2 separate regions of the Homo sapiens genome follow, and region 2 is linked to region 1. A link is a loop called in an ENCODE intact Hi-C map of the cell type or tissue named here. Cell type or tissue: CD14-positive monocyte. All regions are shown on one strand.

The links. Peaks named below come from ENCODE experiments on the same cell type or tissue, not always from the same donor. Only the 100,000 strongest peaks of a DNase experiment are listed, where the experiment ranks them.
Region 2: a loop joins it to region 1, with 2.6 times the contacts of the local background. A loop is called at or near these places in 5 of 110 quality-filtered maps.

What each region holds. Positions count from the first base shown.
Region 1 is chr9:112,893,795-112,896,294 of GRCh38, reverse strand. No RefSeq gene overlaps it. Among named protein-coding and RNA genes, the nearest start is that of SLC46A2, 4.2 kb to the right of the region's middle. In CD14-positive monocyte, no CTCF peak of the experiment used is centred here; DNase peaks (open chromatin) are centred at 1,384 and 2,034; H3K4me3 peaks cover 2,421 bases; H3K27ac peaks cover 2,500 bases.
Region 2 is chr9:112,710,283-112,712,782 of GRCh38, reverse strand. The region is part of intron 2 of INIP (INTS3 and NABP interacting protein); the gene reads left to right. Among named protein-coding and RNA genes, the nearest start is that of INIP, 6.6 kb to the left of the region's middle. In CD14-positive monocyte, a CTCF peak has its summit at 1,474 (motif pointing right); no DNase peak of the experiment used is centred here; H3K27ac peaks cover 1,073 bases.

The DNA.
Region 1 (2,500 bases):
GGAAGGGAAACCACACAAAAAAACATAGGCTAGTAAGGTCATTCAGGTTGATAGCAGAGCCTGGGGTGGAGAGAAATTCCTTGATAAAAGAGGAGACATGGCCTGGCTTCAGTGACTTCGTGTGTAAAACAGAGCATATAGTGTTAACTTGAGTGCCTTTTGATAACTCTTCAGACTAAAAGATCCTTAAGGGCAAAGGAATTTGCATCCCTCATACCTATTGGTGGGCCTGATACTCAATAAGTGCTTAAAGATTAACAAAGGGATGGATGGATAGATGATGCATTGGATGGATGATGGGTGGATGGATGGATGGATGGATGGATGGATGGATGGATGGGTGAATGGGTGGATGGATGGATGGATGGGTGATAGGTGGGTAGATGGATAGATGGATGGATGGATAACGTGTGGGTGGTGGACAGATGAATGGATGATGGGTGGGTGGATGGATGGATGATGGGTGGGTTGATGGGTAGATGGATGGATGATGGGTGGGTGGATGGATGGATGGGTGGATGGGTGGGTGGATGGGTAGATGGATAATGGGTGGGTGGATGGATGGATTAATAATGGGTTGGTGGATGAATAGACAGATGGATGATGGGTGGGTGGGTGGATGGAAGGGTAGAAGGGTGAATGGGTAGATGGATGGATGGATGAATGATGGGTGGGTGGGTGGATGGATGGGTAGATAGATGGATGGATGATGGGTGGGTGGGTGGATGGATGGATAGATGTGTGGGTAGATGGATGGATGATGGGTGGGTAAATGGGTGGATGGACAGATGATGAATGAGTAAACGAACAAACTAACCACTGAGTTTGAAAATATCTTAGATAGAAATATAGGCTCACAATATTTGGTGGGAAACATTCAACAACCAAACACCTTCTTAAAATGCACCCCTTCTACTCAATTACCTCAGAAATGAAGCACTGTGAAAATAGATAGATTCTGAAGTCACACAACCCTAAGTACCTGGCTCTGTGTGACCTTGTGCAAGTGATTTAGCTACCCTAAGTCAAAGTTTCTATAAAACTGGGCAATGTTAGGGTGCCACCTCTGAGGGAAAAGCCCAATGAAACAATATTCCAAGGGCATCCATGGGTGGCAGTCATTATTTTGATGAATTTACTGTGGACAGGGCCTGACTCTCAGTCTAACCGTAATATACTTCATTTCATCAGTATACGGGGAGGGAAGCCATTTCCCAGATTCAGACCCAGAAAGGCTGATACATAAACTAGAACGCTAATTTATTAATTTATCAGGGGAAATTATTTGGAGACTCAAAGTAACTAGCACATTTTCTCCCTGTTTGCAACTATAATGGGGAAGTAAAACCACAATCAGAAAGTTCTCAAGGTCAGGCAAAGAGACTTGGGCAACATCTTGCATGTAGTGATGAGACAGTCATTGGGAAACACTTGAAATAAAGTCCTTGGTGGTCACTGACAAGATTTGTCTCTGTCTTCTTGAATGAGTTTATACATCTTTACTTTTTTCTACTATATATTAATGCTTGAGGGGGTATCTTATTTTCCTTGCTCCCAATTTTTGAGGGAAAGGCTTACCACAGCCCCTGAAATATTAACAATAAAGAGAGACGGTCTCTTTCTGTTGCCCAGGCTGGAGTGAAGTGGTGCAATCATAGCTCACTGGAGCCTCAAACTCCCGGGCTCAAGCTATCCTTCCACCCCAGCCTCCCAAATACCTGGGACTACAGGTATGCACCACTATGCCCAGCTAATTTTTAAGTTTTTTCTGTAGAGACGGTCTCACTGCATTGCCCAGGATGCCTAGCCTGGTCTCAAACTCCTGGCTTCAGGCACTCCTCCTGCCTTGGCCTTCCCCATCAGTGTAGTCTGCACATTAGCTGAAGGGTCTCTCTGCCCCTCAGGATCTGGGTCAGATGGCTTAACTCCCCAATCTCATAGCCTGTGAAAGTCCAAAGCCTATTCCAGATTTCAGTGAATCCTTGGGAGATTTGTGTTCTCATGGCTTCCTTTTCCTCCCTTGTGGTCTCTGCTCAGCATTATGTCAATCCAGAGATGAATCATAGCTTCCTCAGCAGTTTCTACCAAAATAAAAAACAAAAAAAAAATGCCACTTGCACAAAACATTTATGAATAAACTTTTCTAAAGAACTCAGGAAGGCCAGGTGCAGTGATTCACACCTGTAATCCCAGCACTTTGGGAGGCTGATGTGGGAGGATCGCTTGAAGCCAAGGGTTTGAGACCAATCTGAGCAACCTGGATAACATAGTGAGATGCTGTTTTTACCAGAAAAAAAATTAAAATTAAAATTAACTGGGTGCAGTGGTGCATGCCTGTAGCCCCAATTACTTGGGAGGCTGGAGCAGGAGGATTGGCTGAGCCCGGGAATTTGAGGTTCTAGTGAGCTTTGATCGCAACACTGCACTCCAGCCTGAGCAACAGAAGCAAGACCCTGTCTAAAAAAAAAAAAGAAAGAAAAGAAAAAAAGAAAGAAAAAGA
Region 2 (2,500 bases), 180 kb after region 1:
ATTTTTTTCTGTGTTTTTCTGATTGGATAATTTCTAATGCTCTAACTTTAATAACTTCTGCCATCTCCAATCTGCTGTTCATTCAATCCAGTGAACATTTTGTTTCAATTTACTTTTTAGCTCTAGAATTTCCACTTGGTCCTTTTCCATAGTTATACTTCTTTGCTAAAATACCCCTTTTATTTATTATGTCTTTTTCCCTTAAGTCTTTGAACATATTTATAATGGCTGATTTTAAATCCTTGACTGCTAATTATATCATTGGGGTTATCTTGGAGTTGGTTTTTGTTGACAGCATTTTGGTGCATATGCATCACGTTTTCCTTTTTCTTCTTATAAGTTGTGATTTGTTATTGGGTACTGGACATTGTGGAAACTCTGGATTCTGTTATATTCTTCTGAAATTGTGATTTTTGTTCTAGCAGACAGCTTGACTCAACTCATACTCAACTCCAAACTCTTGTCTCTCCTGTGTTGGGCAGAAATCTTGCAGTGTTTTTCAGCTTCCACCTGCTGCTTTATTGATGGGCTGCCTGGGATCTCCCCTGGATATGTGTAGTTCAGCAGTGAGTGAAACTTTGAGTGGATTTTATATGCATGAATTGGGCTTTATTCCTTCTGCCTCTCCCTCAAGCCTTGCCCCTAATTTTTTTGCTACTCTGTCAGCCCTAAACTTGAGTTCTCCTCTGACACCTCAAGCTAGTAAGGTGAGGCTAACCAAGCTGTTAGTGGATTGGGGAATGCTTCAGGCAAAAGGCCACAAGTTCCCAAATCTCACCAGTTGCAGTTTCTGCCTGATACTGGTCAGACTCCAGTGCCTTTAAGTAGTGAATTTTTAATATTTTAGTATTATATTTGTGGCAGGATTAGACCAACCAGACTACTCTGCCAGTACTGGAAATTGAAAGCTTGCTGATTCTGTTTTAGTTTATTAGTTATATTTAGGACAAACTAAAGGTTACATGAGTTTCGTAGAATTATAGTATTGTAAAAAGCAAGTTGTGGTGACAGCTTTCCCAGCAGTAACCAGCTAATACCATTCTGTTCTCCTCTCACATAGCCATGTGCGATTTGTGTGCTCTGTGGACTAATCATAGGTCCACATTCCCTTGTGGTTGTTGACCTCTTTATTTTTCCATTAAATTATAAGGGCCCATATTAAAAATAACTTAATTTGAGCTCAGATGAAAACTAAGAGAAGACTATTTTGGAAAGATAACATGCTGCTAAAAACCACACAATGCACTGCAAATGAAAATAAATTTTAAATTATCCCACTATTCGCACAGAGATTTACAATATGCTGGTTACTTTTTTCGTAGTTGTAGTAAAAACGCAATCATTTTTAGTATTGCCTTTGACTGACCCATAGTCAGATCCACTATGAAACATCCCCTAATCTAAATAGAAATGAATTTAGATTAGCCCTTTGGCTTCCGTTGCTCCTTTGTCAGGGATTTTTGTTGATGTCATGGAACTGCTGCTACTAGGAACCAGCAGAGGGAGTCCACATCATGTTCTAGAGACTCCCGGACTCCAGTGAAATTTTAAAATTCTTATTTATTCAGATCTATTGTATTTTTCTCTCTCTCTTTAATTTAATTTTTTTTTAAGAGGCAGGGTCTCGCTCTGTTGCCCAGGCTGGAGAGCAGTGTTGTGATTGTAGCTCCGTGCAGCCTCCAACTCCTGAGCTCAGCATCCCAAGTAGCTGAGACTATAGGCACATGCTACCACGCCTGGCTAATTTTTTTTCTTTTTTTTTTTCCTGTAGAAACAGGGTCTCGCTTTGTTGCCCAGGCTGGTCTTGAACTCCTGAACTCCTGTTCTCAAGCAGTTCTCTCACCTTGGCTTCCCAAAGCATTGGAATTACAAGTGTGAGCCACCATGCCCGGCTGTATTTTACTTTCTGTAGTAAATCATTTCTGTACTGTTTGTATGTATAAGAATTACTTAATATGGAGATTAATACCAAGGGCCTTAATTATCTTAAAATGATAACTGAAAGAACCATGATTTAAAAAAAATCTTTATGTGTTGTAATTTATTAATGTAAATAAATAGATTTTACTTATTATGTCTGGTGTAGAGAACAATTCCGTTGTGTTGGGGACTAAGCCCTCTTTCAGATCTAGCAGTCTTTCATGCCGTCATAGTAATCAGGACTGCTAAATTTCATACGCCCTTGACAGTCACTGCAGTCCCATGTTCTTCATACTGTCCAATGTAGTGTAGAACATTTGGTAGGCTTTCAATCATGAGAATTTTAGTATGCAGAGGCAGATTGTCAACCTGGGGTTTGGACAAGGTACCAAAAGCAGCACAGAGTCTTTCATTATTGGTAAATATCAAGGTCCTATGATGATGTGATGGCATTGGATTGGTTCAGCCTGATTTTAGAGAGACCTGGTGAAATACTGAGTAAGGAACATGAATTCTTTTATTTTTTTCAATTTTACAGATATCTGAAAATGCTTATAGTAGTAACTATAAGATCTGCAGA